Regions from separate parts of the Mus musculus genome. Here region 1 is linked to region 2. Evidence: chromatin loops called from intact Hi-C (ENCODE). Cell type or tissue: left cerebral cortex. All regions are shown on one strand.

Region 1 (8,000 bases), 69 kb before region 2:
CTTCTCCAGTAAATCAGGCAAATACTTCATGATTGTGCCAAACACATACCAAGAGACAGTAATGTCTGAGACCTTCCAACACTGTTGTACCTAGCAACTTCCCTTGTCATATTACCTAATGCTAACTATTTATTACCCATCTATAGATCATCTTTGCCTTCTTTATCAGTCTGTTAAGTATAGTCATGGGAAGAGCTGTGATGACACTGGCCATAGTTAGTACTTAAGAAACACTGAGTGAAAATAAGAAAAGAAAGGCAGGCGCTCAGTCATTAGCTAGTTAGCTAGCAGAAGATGTCATCTCAGGAGAGCACTGATGCTACACAAATGAATCCCACTTTTTAGGATTCATAGGTCCACTAAGTAAATACTGATATGATCCTGGAGGGTTTATTGTATTCAAGATCCAAGCTCCTTGTCTATGAAGTAAGAAGAAAACATTTTCTAGCACATGAGATAGATTGCTCCTTCCTTGACCAGAGCGGCGAAGATCATCGTTCTGGCACCCTGGAGAATTCTCATGGGACATCCATATGCATCCACCTCCTGATGGATATGTATCCTCCATTCTTCCCACTGACACTCTGAGCCTTGTTTGCTCTTTTATAAGCAGAGCCTTGAGCTCTAGAGATTCTTTTAGTACTAGCAGTATTTATGTCTTCTTTTCCTCTCCCCTGTGAGAAATAAAAGGCCAGAGGCATGGGGCCCAGATTTATATGACCCCTCTCTCAGGCAGTGAGAGCATCTTCCTTCAGTAGTATCCCTGATGTGCACAGAATTGACTATGTTCTTGGTGTTCACTTTGATCTTGATCTCCCACCAATGCAGAAAGCTGGGTGTTACAGTAAATGGTTAAAGGTACAGATGCCCATGGTCCTGATCTCAACTCATAGTTTATCTGTATTTGTAAGATGGAGTAATAATAGTGTCTACCTCATGGAATTGTTGCATAAATTGGTCTAAGACATGTAAGCAATCTGTTCACAAAATACTGAACTAAAATTATCTTTTCTAATATGCTTTTTTTTTTTTGTCTGAAGATCAGTTAGTAACCAGTGGAAACAAATTTGATTCTGATTTCACCTTCTCTTTTTGGTTCGGGTAGCCATGACCAAAGGAGAGAAGGAACATGAAGTTTGGGGCATAATCATTAAATCTTTTGAAGTGATAACTCTACTGTTAATCATTCCATGATTAATATGGGTTAGGTTCTGTTGCTTCAACAAAACAAGCTAATGTTTTTCTTAAGAAACAAACAGACGAAGGATAAGCAGCAGATGGTGGTGCCGTGGCTCTACCCTGACAGTCACCAGACTCTTCTCATTCTCTTACTCTTGATATATAATGAGTTTTCTTTGCTCTGTCACTTCTGTATTCCAGCCCAGCAGAGGAGGAAAGTGTGGTCTTATCCTCGAGGAAGGGCATGAGCTGGGAGGTCACCCACATTATTACCTTCACATCAGTTGTCACACCTAATAGCAAAGGTGACTGGAAATACAGTCTTTCTTCTGAGCAGCCACATGCACAGCAAACGTGGGAGTGAAAAAGGAGGCACGGTGATGGAGTGCGTGGGTAAGTAGCCCCTCCAAGTCAGCTCAGTGCCCTTTGTGCTGATTACTTCTTGGTTAACGTGATACAAGATTCATCATCTGGGAAGAGGGAACCTCAATTGAAAAAAATGCCTCCATCAGATTAGACTGTAGCAAGGGGTTGGGCATTTTCTTGATTAATGTGCCCACTATGGACAGAGCCATCCCAGAAAAGGTGGTCCTGTGTCCCATAAGAAAGCAAACCGAGGAAGCTGGGAGAGCAAGCCATCAGGCAGCACTCCTCCATGGTTTCTGCTTTGGTTCCTGCTTCCAGGTTCCTGCCCTGCTGGAGTTTCTGCCTTGGCTTCTTCCATGATGAACAACTGTGAGTGCAATGTGTAAAACCATAAACCTTCTCCTCCCTGGAGTGCTTTGATCATAGTGCTTATCACAGCAAGAGAAAGCAAACCAAGATATCTTTATCTTTTTCTAAGTTACATTGATTATCCAGTGGAGGCCTGTCCTACTGCTACATAGCATGTTCCTTTGAGATAAAATGTCCATCTTGGAAGAAAGTTGATTAAGATGTAGGATGTTGGGCTGGTGAGATGGCTCAGTGGGTAAGAGCACCCGACTGCTCTTCCGAAGGTCCAAAGTTCAAATCCCAGCAACCACATGGTGGCTCACAACCACCCGTAATGAGATCTGATGCCCTCTTCTGGAGTGTCTGAAGACAGCTACAGTGTACTTACATATAATAAATAAATAATAAGTAAATAAATCTTTAAAAAAAAAAAAAGATGTAGGATGTTAAAAGGGAGATGACATAATAAGATGTCTTAAGACAGTGGTTTTCAACCTTTCTAATGTTGTGACTCTTTAAAATAGTTCCTCAAGTTGTGGTGACCTCTAACCATAAAATTACTTTTGTTGCTACTTCAATAACTATAATTTTGCTACTGTTAAGAATTGTAATGTAGGGCTGGTGAGATGGCTCAGTGGGTAAGAGCACCCGACTGCTCTTCCGAAAGTCCAGAGTTCAAATCCCAGCAACCACATGGTGGCTCACAACCATCCGTAACGAGATCTGACGCCCTCTTCTGGAGTGTCTGAAGATAGCTACAATGTACTTCCATATAATAAATAAAAAAAAAAAAAAAAAAAAAAAAAAAAAGAATTGTAATGTAAGACGGGCAGTGGTGGCGCATGCCTTTAATCCCAGTACTTGGGAGGTAGAGGTAGGCAGATTTCTGAGCTCGAGGCCAGCCTGGTCTACAGAGTGAGTTCCAGGACAGCCAGAGCTACACAGAGAAACCCTGTCTCAAAAAACCAAAACAAAAGAATTGTAATGTAAATATTTTTGGAGTTAGAGGTGTGTCAAAGGGGGTCACAACCCACAGGTTGAGAGCCAATGTTTTAAGGGGGTGAAACATTCCATCCTTCAGGGAAGCTCATTAAGCACAGGAAATAAGCAACTTCAGTAGTTCAGGAAGTCTCTGAAACCGACCAGATATACTAGATCCCTACCTTCCCAAGCATATATAACCTATAGTGGCTGTTGAGAGATGCTCTTAGACCACCAGCACAACTTCCCAGAAGAGGCTCAGGCTACCTGAGATGCCTGAAAGAGTTTCCTGTCTGTTGAGTTGCCCACAGTTCATGCAGTGAGCTCCAGCTTTCATAAGTTGTCTGTCACCCATGATGGTGTGGGCTTTTGCTGATGCAGCTGTCTCTGAATCATTTCTGTTCCTATAAGTTCCCCCTCTCTCTATCCATTCATTGTCTTAGATTTTCTACTTGTGATAAAACACAAAGATCAAAAGCAATATTGGGAGAAAAGAGCTCCTCACAATTATTACCAGTAGTTTTGTTTTGTTGTTTCATATTTTAAGCACCATTGGAGAGTTGGGGGAGAGTCTACAGTTTGTTAAAGTTGTGGTCAAATTGAAGTTGGAAAACACAGGTCTTGGAGTTAGTATGCAGTTCATCCCCCTGAAGGATGAAAGGAGGCCATTAAGATGCGGCTCAGCTGGGACTCTCTGGCAAGGAATGAACTGGGAGCTGAACGATGGACTGCACGCAGACCATTCTAATAGCTAATCCTCTTTGTAACGGTCCATTTACATGTTAGAAGATCTACAAAGCAGGAAGCATAGAAATGGGCTTTGAATTCTCTTCCTTAGATTTCATTTCCAATTAATCTTTCTGAGACAAGGACTGCAATCGCCACAAACTGTTCTGAGGCTTTCAAGAGAAGGCTTTGCTCCTCGGGACAAGATGTTAACATATTACGGAGGAAGAAAACAACTTAGTGTTTGGCCGGATAATGTTTCCTTTCAAATATGGAAACTTTTTATTATTAAAACGGTCTTTTAATAATAAAAAGTATAGAAATTTTACTTGAAGTAGACACTTGGCAGCTTCTTTAGGGTTTCAGGACTGGAGACGGCTGCCTGGGATATTTTGAGGATGAGGGATCTGAGGACCAGAGATGATAAGCAGTTCTCAGGAGCTGGCTCTTCAGCTTAGTGGTAAAACTGGGATTCAAACTCGGCCTCCCCAGCCCTGGCCCACACCTTCTGCTACCCAGCCTAGATTTTTCTTGATTATGACAAAACTGGGTGGCATCCTAAGCCTGATAAATACCTTGGAATTTTCAGACACTGCCTGTGATTTGTAAGTGGGAAGCTATTGTGTTCTAAGCAAACCACTTGCCCTGAGAAGATGAACTGCTGGTGGTCCTGAGCAAGGGGCTGGTGGATGTGGTCTCCAAGGCAACACGAGTGTGACACCTTGTTTCCTGCCCACATAGCCTTTCCTCCCTCACTTAGCTCTGAACCAAAACCCTCTTTATTATATCCATTTCTCCATCACACTGTGGTTAACAGGAAGCCTTGTCACAGTTTCTTTAACTTTATGTGGGATCACAGACATATTTTAGAATATGGTGAAATAGAAGGCTTTTCTCCTAAAAGATAATCATGTACAGTTATACCATCTTAAGTCCTTCAAATCTCATGTTTTTACTAGACTGAAGGACTCCCATTTTTAATTGCCTCACCCCATTAACTGGCCAGTCTCAGCCAGCAGAGACCAGTGGGAAAGGAATGAAGGTTCCGTGGGAGAAAAAAGAACCTCAGAGGAGTTTCCCCAAGGGGTGAGAAGCCAAGACAGAGAGTCTCAGAGCCACAAGGGGGAAGGGGAGTAGGAGACGAGGGAGAGGGTGAGAGAGATTCTCAGGACAGTTTGGAGAGCAGCCAAATACAAAACTTTGCAACTTCATCACCTTGTCTAGAATTGGCTGTAGTTGTGAATTCCAAGCTTTCCTAACTTACTTAACCAGCCTCTAATTATTCCAAAGTCACACACCTTCCTGGACTCATTCCCTGACATACTGAGCTCCTCAAAGGCAGCCCTGTGTTGGTGAGTAAGATGTCCAGAGGAGGCCTGGGGCCTTGCTGCCTGGGATTTTGCCATCTATGCTGATCACAATCTTTCGGCCCTTACAAGCAGTGAGAAGTTGCTTGGAATATGTTTTAGGTAGGCGATATATCACCCTAACAGAGACATGATTTTGGCACGAACACTGAGTAGTGATGTATTGGTAAACATCAAAAGAAGTAGTGAATTCCAAGAAGTTTCCACTTTCCAAGAAAGTGAGCTGGGGCAACTCCAGGGAGCCAGATTTTCTTCTTTTCTTCCTAAAGACATAAGGTGATTTGCAATGCTCTGCAGGACACTGCTGAGAGATGTGCATAGGCTGCTGTGAGCAGTGAGAAGGCCTGCCCCAGAGCTCGACCTGAGCCACGGAGACACATAAATTCCCTAGACTCCCTGGCAGTCCTGATGAAATGACTCAAGGAAGGAGAGAGTCTGAGCCCGGGACAGCCCTTTCAAGGAATGAGAGAGCTACGTCCAGGCAGCGCTGTTGATCAGGACTCTACTGGTGCCTTATTATTATTATTTTATTCATGACCCCGTTCTCTCAGACTGGGAATTTTTGCATCAAAAGGGAGAATGAAAGACTCCAAGTTAAAAGTCACTATGGAAGCCAGGTTGCTGGCTGTATCTACTTAGACCTTACTTCAAGCAATTTGTTCAACTCTTTTCTATTCAACAGGTATTTTAGACCTCATTTAAATTCAGTTAATTACATAGCTACCACATGCCCGCAGCTGTGTGGAGGTGACAAAGTCCCTAGTGAATGTGTATAGTTGACGTGAGCACAGCTATGACAAGTAAAACACTGCCCTGGACTCATGGGAATGGCAAGGCCTTCCCCTGATCTGAATATAGATGATGACAGATGGTTGACATTTAGCTAAATCTCGTAGGTGTAGAACGTAGCAATCAAAGCGTCCTCGTCCCAGTTGACTGCAGCCCGAGACTACAGGGACTCCCTATGGAGATGAGGTAGCCTGCTCTTGTAGGCTGCTGCTGGAGTCTCTCCATTCTCTGCATGGCCCGCCCACCAGATTGCAGCTTTACATTACTGTGTCTGTCATTTCTCCATTCCCTACAGCCCTAGTCAAGTACAAAGCTGTGCAGGCCATGGGAAATGGTGACCATGTTGGATAGGACAGCTCAGGGCCTCACATTTGGGCAAGCCAACTGTGCCTCTGTTCGCATGGTGGACAGGTCTTTGGCTCAACTGCAGAGTATCTGTAGCCTGATCAGCTGTGTAGCTATGTGCCTTGCCCAATAGGAAGAAGCAAGTGATTAGTCCCCTAGTTCCTTGAGGGACTCCCGTGAAGCTCATAGAAGTTGGCTACTACATCTGTGAGTTTTACATCCATATCTTCACATCCAAACTTCAGAGAAAATGATATTTGAAACGAAGGGTTTCTGAGGCTGAAGAGTTGGGTAAAAGGTCTTGCTTCTAAGCCTGGTCCCTTGAATTTAATCCCTGGTACCCATCAGGTGGAAGCAGGGAACCAACATCTAAAAGTTGTCTTATGATCTCCAAATGAAAGGTGAAGTTGTATTTGCCTAACATTCCCATTGAGTTGTTGCAGGAAATATTAAAAAAAAAAAAAAAAAAAAAAAAAGAACCCGCCAACTCTCTGCGTTCCTGTTTCTCCCAACTCGCCAACTCTCCAGCCCCACCAGGCCACATTCCCATACTAGTACTGGCACCAGTGGGTCACAACACTATGTCCTGGCAGAATCCCATGGCTCTGTCTCACATTTCAATAACCAATAGCCATCCTCGAGGTTTGATAACACAATACCCAGTAACCCGACAAAAACAAGACTCAATGCTTATAGTTAACTAGTCAGATTTATATATCAATAAATTCTCAATACACAAGATGCCAATACAATAATTTCAAAACCAATTGATAAAAATAAATCTGCCCACCTAGATTAGATAAATTATCTCAATATTCTAACCTTTATGGTATCATAACAACCTGTGGCTGGTCATAGCCATGCTGATTCACGTCTGCTGCCATCTTCCTTTCTTTTCACTACCCCAAGACGCTCTCTGTCTCTGGAACCCTTGCTCTGCCTCCCTTTTCCCTGTCTAATCACAGCCTCCCACTGCCCTAATGTAATTGGACAGGGAAAATCCTGAGACATTGGGTTAGGTTATTTTAAGTAACTAAGAGAAGCTTTAAAGTATACTGACAAGTTGTGCTGGTGATAATAAACACCGTGCCATCATGGAATAGACAGGACTTGATCATCCATACATGGAATCTTTATCTCTATCTGCTGTCATTAAAGTATGTATCTCCTCTCTGCTTTCTTCTTTACAATGGGCATTTCCGGTGTCCCATAACAGGATAGGGAAGCTGACAAAAATCTCTAAACCATCACGAGGACTGAGAGATAAGAATTATTTTAAAAAAAATTTTTGAGACAAATCTTGATATGTAACATTGGCTGGCCTGGAACTCAGAGAGATCCAGCTTTCTCTTTCTCTTCCTCTTTCACACTTAGAGTAAAGGTAAGCACCATCACACCCAGCTAGGACATACATTTTAGGCTGAAAATAATGTAGTTGAAATAATAATAGTTGAAATTAAGTTCTTTTATTGCTCTGAAGAGGACCTGGGGAACCAAAGATGTGAGGTTTTCTTTTTTGTTTTGTTTTTTTTTTTCTTTCCTGATGTTCATTGTTAGGGGGAGGGGAAAGGGTCCCTCTAAACACCAGGGCTGGCAGAGTAATGATTCACATGAGGCAAGAAGGAATGGTTCAGCACAACTCAGTAGCTGGGATTGGTTCAAACTTCTAGAGTCTGACACCGGGCAGTTTATTTTAGGCATACTTAAATCCAGCACAATTTTGGAAAAAAAAAAAAAAAAAAAAAGCTTACTGACGATAATGAAACCAAGTCCTATGTATACAATAAAACTTAAGCAATATGATAACATTGGAATTCTTCAAAGTACATGTGACACCTCCTGTAAGGATGGATGGTTCTAGTTCCTGGGAAATGGCGCTCGAGATAAAGAAAGGTTCAT
Region 2 (8,000 bases):
GCTCAGGTGGTGAATCAACGGTGGGTTTCCTGCACCCCACTTCATTCCCTTTTTCCACTTCCTTCCCTTCTTCCAGGGCATTTGCACTGAGATGTGTGCGCCTGAGGACAAGGAACAATGGTGCCATCTGGCCGAAAGTGCTGCATGAGCTGGCTCCCTGCGTTTGCCCACAGGAGTATCCTGAGTTGTTTTCTTCTTCTTCTTCTTTTCTTCTTCTTCTTCTTCTTCTTCTTCTTCTTCTTCTTCTTCTTCTTCTTCTTCTTCTTCTTCTTCTTCTTCTTCTTCTTCTTCTTCTTCTTCTTTCTTCTTCTTTTCTTCTTCTTTCTTCTTCTTTCTTCTTCTTTCTTCTTCTTTCTTCTTCTTTCTTCTTCTTCTTCTTCTTTCTTCTTCTTTCTTCTTCTTTCTTCTTCTTCTTTCTTCTTTCTTCTTCTTCTTTCTTCTTTCTTCTTCTTCTTTCTTCTTTCTTCTTCTTTCTTCTTCTTTCTTCTTCTTCCTTCTTCTTTCTTCTTCTTCCTTCTTCTTTCTTCTTCTTCCTTCTTCTTTCTTCCTCCTTCTTCTTCCTTCTTCTTCTTCTTCTTCTTCTTCTTTTTCTTCTTCTTCTTCTTCTTCTTCTTCTTCTTCTTGTTCTTCTTCTTCTCCCTCTTCTTCTTCTCCCTCTCCCTCTCCCTCCCCCTCCCCCTCCCCCTCTCCTTCTTCTTTTTTGAGTATCTTCTAATTGAAGTCGAGGTGTTAGGGTGGATAATTAACAGACCTGCCTGGTAAAGACCAGTGCCTCTAGTTCTTTAAGATGGTCTGGACTCGGATCTGTTGCCTTTTCCCCTCCTGTCACAAGCTAGCTTACTCTTCATTCCCTTGCCTTGTGAACTGTTTGAGGTGAAGGATTTGCAGGCTCAGAGGACCAGGCTGGATGCATTTACACAGCTCCGAGATCTCAAATACAGTGCGACTCATTGGGCTGATGAAGACAGAGACGGCAGTTGTCTAGTGGTCACTGTATTTGCTGTGTTTGATAAAATACTCTGCCCAATCTGTTTATCCTTCTTTTCTTTCAATGAAGGCACAGTCCTGACCACCACCCACAAACCTATACAGGGAGTACGAACTAGGCAAAAGCAACGCACATCACGTGGAGTGCTTGTTCTTCTGAGAATTGATGGACTCACGTGTCAAGAGTACCCTCTTAGTAAATGTTCAGCTATTTTAAAATAAATTGTGATTTAGAATGCACATATAAACCACTAAACATCTCTTCTGCTGGACAGGTTAGAAACAGAACTGCCTTTACGGAGTGGACAGCTCTAAATGCAAACCCTGCACTCTCACACACCCCGTGCTCTTTCAAACCCAGGTCAGAACTGACAACTGCACTAGACTTCAGCTATATGTTCCTCTCTCCTCTGCTAACTATTGCATAGGAAGATGCTGAAGACTGTGCCCTAATGTAGTTTGTGTTTGACTGGATGTAGGATTATGGCATAGTGGCATAGTGGGAGAAGCAGCTGTCCAGAGGTGATGGGCATGTCTGGCCTGCAGGGACTGTGTGTGTTGTGATTGGACCCTGCAGCCATTTGTTCCCAATCTTGGTCTTCCCTGTGGAGCTAAATGGAATCAGTACTTGGGTAATTTTGACAAAACCGAGGACAGTCACAGGAGTCATCAATTTCACTCCTTACTCTAATCTCCAGGAAGGTCAGTCAGTACTCAAGTAACCCTCGGCTTGATTGTCTTCCCTTTTCACCCGGGGTAGATGTCCTGGCCCCTCTGGAGAACCACTGGGTTCGGAGCTGTCTGCTCAAGGTTTACATATGATCTTATTTCCTGAAGCAAGTCAAGAAACGGTTCTCTTGAGGAAGGAAAGTGATCTAGATCATGAGACAATGCCTGCCCTTCCTGCTCCTCCCAGTGCTGGTTGTGAAGTGCAGGTTTGGGCTACAGTCTGAATTCTTACTGAAAGAGGTATTCCAATGCCATTTGGCTGCATTCCTCTGGGAGGTAGTCAATGAAAGCCCCCCCCCCCCCCCGAGAATTTATGCTTCGCACTTAGTCAAGCTGGAAACACGCCTATTGGTATTCAAGAGTTTTTGTAATTTTCCATTACCTGGCTGGAATCTGGAGTATGTCTTATTTGCTTTTTCAGTGTTTTCTGTGATTTAATTAGGGCTCCTGGCAGTGTTTGGAGATCACAAGATTAAGGGTCTCTAACTCATTCATTTCCCTCTGAGCCAGGGAGCTATTTTATTTCAGGAAACGTAAATTGGTCACCTCCGTGTGCTTTATACTGAGCCAACGTATGACTAGAAGAGCCTGCAGTTCTGGAGTCTATACATACACCCAGCACAGCCAACCACTAAAGTATGCAGAGTCACCCATTTGCTGAGCTTAAATTACTCAACTGAGGTAAGGGTTGAAGAGATGTCCGGCTTTCCCTAGCATTCAATGAAAGTTTCCTTCAAGTGACTTTCTATTAAGTGACTATTCACTTGATCAGACAGCTAGATTGGGAGCAGACAAACCTCTCCACTCTATGGGCATCACTCCTCTTACCATCCATTGCGACCGTGAGGCCTAAACGAAGTGCTACAGACAATGAAACGAGGACATGGTGAGCCACAGTTGGGTATGAATCCCCTCTCTGCTAGGCTAGGGAGTCCTTCCCTAAGCTGAGCTCAACTCAACCTGCCTCTTCCAGTGTTTATCATTCAGTGCTGGAGCTGTCCCTGAAGAATACACATCCCCTTCCCCAAGGCTGTCCTGGAAATGTCTGAGATGATGCGCTGTCTCTAGCACCTCTGTCAGTGTGACTGCCCCCATGCAGTTGACCCTGGTGAGGCTAGCTCAAACAACATTCTCCTTCTTGGTTACATGTCAATCAACCTTGGTTTTCTTTAAGCCCAGCACACAGACAGATACCGTCTTACTCTTGAATGCGTCTGCTTATTTCCTTATTGTTGACTTGACTGCCATGACTGTGTTCTTCATAACTCATTCTTTTGGGCCTAGAAATCAGTCTGGAAAGTACCCCATGATTATTGATTACTACTGAATGAGTGAGCAAATGGGCAACCAAAGTTCACTGACCTCCAACTGTTTCTTAGGGGTATTGTTCTGGTCGGGTTCTTTTGCACAAGGTAACAAGAAGACAGGGAAGACTGAAGGAGCAAAGAGGGTGTGCTGTTTTCTGTTCTTTCTGCCCCGGGACACCATGATACTGCGCCAAAAGCAGGGGCTGTAAGAAATTGGCATTTGATATTTTCTGATAATTAACCTTGACACTCTGGATACAGTCTTAACCATTACGAATTGTAATTGTTTTTTTTTTTTTTTTCATAGAAAATCCAGAAACCAGGCATCCTGATCTAATGGTACCCTGAGACTCAGAAGTCCCAGCCGTCCTCTTGTGTCTGCTTGGAATCCTGTTTTCAAGGTTTGTCCATGGCGTCGCCTTCATTAGCAGTCTGATGTACGTAGACACCTGAGAAATTTTCCATTCCAGGATGCTTCTTAAATGTAGACTCACCAGTCCCAAAGATGTTCTTGACCTCAGGGTCTCTAAAGCCCAGAAATCTGTGGGTTTAACACGCTCGGAGGGGATTACTAGGCAGACGTTCTGTGTAATTGCCTTTTAATTAGAGGATTCCTCTCTCAAGTTCAAACAGCTCTCGGAGCAGAGCCCTGCAAATCCAAGGCTAAGTTGGCTGAGTTCTGTAGTCTGAGGACTCTGTTCCTGTCCACCATTCCAGCCACAGCTTGTGACCTTTTTTTTATGCCATGCAGCTTCTAGTGACCGTAACAAATTCCAGAGCGTCAACTCCGCAAGTAGTCTCTCAGCGTTGAGGCACTTGTAAATTAAGTTATGGGTCCCCGTGTTCGCAGGTATGTATGTCTATAGAAGCTCGCCCTGCCACGGAAAGCCCTGTCTGCGGCAGGCTCCCATTTCACTCCAGCTGCTGAAATTACTCCGAACAGGTTTATAAGTTGTTTTACTATCTGCGAAAGTTTTTCTTTCTTCCTTTCTTTCTTTTTTCCCCCCACTTCCCCCCCCCCCACCCCCTCGCCCCCTCTACTTCACAAAATCAGTGGAGGGCTTTTTGAGCATAGTACACACATGCCACCTTCTGGAAGGAAATGGAAAAACTTTGTGGAACCTTGAGAACTTTTTTTGAATGAACACATTTAAGAAACCTTTGGTACTAAATAGCTGTAAGCGGGAGTGGACAAAGGATAAGTGAGTGTACTGGGGGTATTATCACAACGCCCTGCATAAGTGTGTGACAAATGAATCATCAAAAATTAAAAGAAAAAGAATGTTATTTCAGGTTTGTAGTTGTTTTTAACAAAATAGCATTTCAGTCCAGTTGTAGGTTTACAGAAAAGTTAAGTGAAAGGTACAGAGATTTGCCACATCTTCCTGTCCTTACACACACAACCTCTAATACTATCATTATCCTTTCCAGGGATGCTACAGTTGCTACAATCTAGCTTCTAAGTCCAGAACATGAGCTTTAATATCCCCCTTGCACTATCTATGGCTGTATATTGAGTGTATAGTTATACGTAAACAACATTATAATGCCATGTAGACTAGTTTCTGTGGAGGAAAGGCCCTCTGTGCTCTGGCTGTTTCTGCCTCTTTCCAGCCTCATACTTGGCAACCTCCCATCACTTAACTGTCTCCACAGTTTGCCTTTTCCAAAAGGTCATGTAGTTGGAAGCACACATTCATTGTGCAACCTTGTCATATTGGCCTCCAGCACTTCAGAATATGCAATTATATTTATCCCTTCTTCTCCTCCTATTTCTCCCTCCCCCCAGCATCCATGTGTGTGTGTGTGCGCACTCACATACGCTCCAGTATGTATAGGGAATTGAACCTCTCTTACATGGAAGTCAAAGGCTCTTCTACTAAGCTGTATTACTAACCCTCTTTTTGACTTTTAGTTTTGAGACAGGGCCTCATTACAGGGTCTCATTACACTGCACTAGGCAGGCATTGGAGATTCTCCTGCCTCACACTCCTGAGTGGCTGAGACTACAGGCCTGTGTTAGCAGCACAATCCACTGTCTAGATTAATATTTATTCACCTACTGAAAGACATCGTGGGGCCTTCCAAGTTTTGGAAACAATAAAGAGAGCAAGCAGCAACATTCTTGTGTGAAAATTTGGTGGGGAGGTAACTTTCAAACTCTTTTGTTTCACATTGGAGTGATTGCTGAGTAGTCTGGTAAGAATATATTTAACTTCATGAGAAAACTACCTTTCCAGCATTTATCCTGCAGTTCACCAGAAAACAAAACAAAACAAAACAAAACAAAACAAAACAACAACTCCACCATTTTGAGCCAAATTTATAACAAGTGTTTATTAAATATTAATATTAAATACTGACCAAGAGATGGACTTTGGTCAGGATCATTTCCTTGGAATTTCCCAGCTGGAACGGCCTCAAGCCATGCATAGCAGGGGCTTATAAGGCCAAACTTGTAGACCATTGTACTTTCCTATGAGACGTTGTTATTTCCCAAGAACTACAGTTCCCAGCATTCCAGGAAGTTACCTGGTTCCTGCGCAGGTGTGGCTTACAGGTGAATTTTGGAAATTACACCTGGTGGCTGTGCCATGTTGTATTCATGCTAGTGAAGCCCAAAAGTTCCTCTGCTCACATTTCTGGCAGGATTTGTATTCTCATCAGTGTATCTGAGAGGGGTGTGTCCAGTGGTTCCAATTGGCAATTCCTTAATGACATATGATGATAGAGAATTTATTCATACCTTTGCTCACATTTACACAATTTATTGTTTCATTTAGAGTTCTTTGAACATTTAGTATGCTGGTCCTTCAACTGTGTCAGTCTCTTACATTTTTCTTCTCCTAGACTGATATTTTCTCTTATTCTCTTCAGAATGTCTTTGTAAAGCAGATATCTTTTTTTTTTTTTTTCACTGCAGTGCAGTTTATCAACTATTTCTTTATGGTCATGACTCCTGATAGTCTAATATGTTATCACTATACTTAAGACCACATAGGTTTTCCCCAGTGTTGTAAGAGTTGTATAGTTTTGAGTTTTATAGCAGTACTGTGTATATTGTTATGAAGAATATAAGATTCCTATTTCCTGACAATGCCCAGGTGTTGCACCACTCCATTGTACTCGATTTTTCCTTCGTCAAAGAACAGTTTTCTGCCTTTGTGTCGATTGACTCTGAGTATTTTGCTTTATTTATTTATTGCTTTGTCAACATCACACTGTTTTGAGTACAAGACCTTTATACTAAATGATAAAGTGGGACAGTGGCGGTTTGGGGTGCTCTCCTGCTTCACTGTTGTATTAACTGTATCAATGTACTGTAACACTGTGTCAACTGAACCAATGTACTGTAATATTGTATCAACTGTATCAATGTTGTACTGTAATACTGTGTCAACTGTATCAATGTACTATAATACTGTGTCAACTGTATCAATGTTGTGCTGTAATATTGTATCAACTGTATCAATGTTGTAGTGTAATATGTCAACTGTATCAATGTTGTGCTGTAATATTGTATCAACTGTATCAATGCTCTACTATAATATTGGGGGAGTGTTTTGATTCTTCTGTGGGTAGATCTTCTGCCTCTACATATAAACTTTAGAATCATCATAATGATGATTCAGGATAAAAAAAATTGATGGAGTTTTGATTATATTGCTTGTGGAGCTCCAGTTGGGGGAATCTGACATCTTGACAGTTTTGTATCTTCTCGTGGTCACAGATTAGCTCTCCACTTATTTAGTTCCTCCTTAGTCATTTTCACCAGGGTTTTTCTTTACTCATTGAATTTTAAAAAAGTTTTTAGCTTTTATTTATTTATTTTTGTGTGTCTCTCTGTGTGTGCGTGCGCACACACACACACACACGTGTGTGTGTTCTCTCTCTGTGTGTATACCACGGATACTAGGGTGCCTGTGGAGACCAGAAGAGGTTGTTGAATGCCCTGGAGCTGGAATTAGAAGTGGTTACACATGATCTGATTGGTGCTAAGAACAATCTTGGATCTTCTAGAAGAATAGTAGGTGCTTTTAACTGATGGGCCACTCCTTCAGCCTCTACTCATTTTCATTTTATATGTATGTCTGTGTGCCTACATGTATGTGTGTGTAGCATGTGTGTGCCTGTGCATGCAGAGGTCAAGAGAGAGTGTCAGATCTCCTGGAACTGGACATGTCGGTTGTTGTGAGCTGGCTAATATGGATGATGAGAACTGAACCTGGGTCCTCTGCAAGAACAGCAAGTACTTTTAATCATGAGGCCATCTCTCCAGTCCCTAATTAGAGTTTTATAATTTTGTCCATACATATTATGTTAAATGCATACTCATTTCAGTATTTAGGAATATGCTAATGTATATAGGAATATTTTCTTATTCAAATTCTACCTATTTGTTGCTAACACATAGAAAAAGGATTAATTTTTTTATTAACTTTATATCTTACAAATTTGTTATAACCATTTATTAGTTTCACATACTTTGATGATTCTTTTAGATTTTATGTAGAGAAAATTACATAATCTGTAAAGAACGATAACTTCTTCAATTTGTACATATTTTATTTCTTTTTCTTTTTTATTGTATTAGTAAGGATATTTTTTCGAAAAGCTGTAGGAAGAACAAACATGCTTGTTTCCTAAAATTACTGAGAAAACTTCCTGTTTCTTACTATGAAATATAATGCCAGTGGAAAAAAGGTTTCTTATGTTAATTTAAAATTATTGTTATGTATTCACAAACATTACAAAATATTAATCAAAAATATGTAAACAACTGGCATGTTGGACTCTCTGATACTTTTAGTTGAATCCAAATATGTGTCTGATAAATGCAAGTTTAACACCCTTGTGATTTACCATTATCAAGTTCTAGTTCTATTATTTGTAATTTACAGTAAGGTTAAATTTTATAGGATTTTCATATTCCTTTTATTTTTTTACCAGGCCCTGACATTTGCATATTGTAAAGGT

Evidence for each region. A loop is a pair of places that touch in the nucleus more often than their neighbours do. Peaks named below come from ENCODE experiments on the same cell type or tissue, not always from the same donor. Only the 100,000 strongest peaks of a DNase experiment are listed, where the experiment ranks them.
Region 1: it touches region 2 in a loop (2.0-fold over the local background); 1 of 42 quality-filtered maps calls a loop at or near these places.

Annotation. Positions count from the first base shown.
Region 1 is chr15:8,811,878-8,819,877 of GRCm38, forward strand. It overlaps Gm31340 (a long non-coding RNA gene), which reads left to right. Exons shown (of 5, transcript XR_383822.2): 3 at 1,381-1,572. Among named protein-coding and RNA genes, the nearest start is that of Gm31340, 100 kb to the left of the region's middle. In left cerebral cortex, no CTCF peak of the experiment used is centred here; DNase peaks (open chromatin) are centred at 3,639, 4,030, 4,841 and 5,907; H3K27ac peaks cover 1,813 bases.
Region 2 is chr15:8,881,119-8,889,118 of GRCm38, forward strand. No RefSeq gene overlaps it. Among named protein-coding and RNA genes, the nearest start is that of Ranbp3l, 83 kb to the right of the region's middle. In left cerebral cortex, a CTCF peak has its summit at 4,134 (motif pointing left); a DNase peak (open chromatin) is centred at 4,048.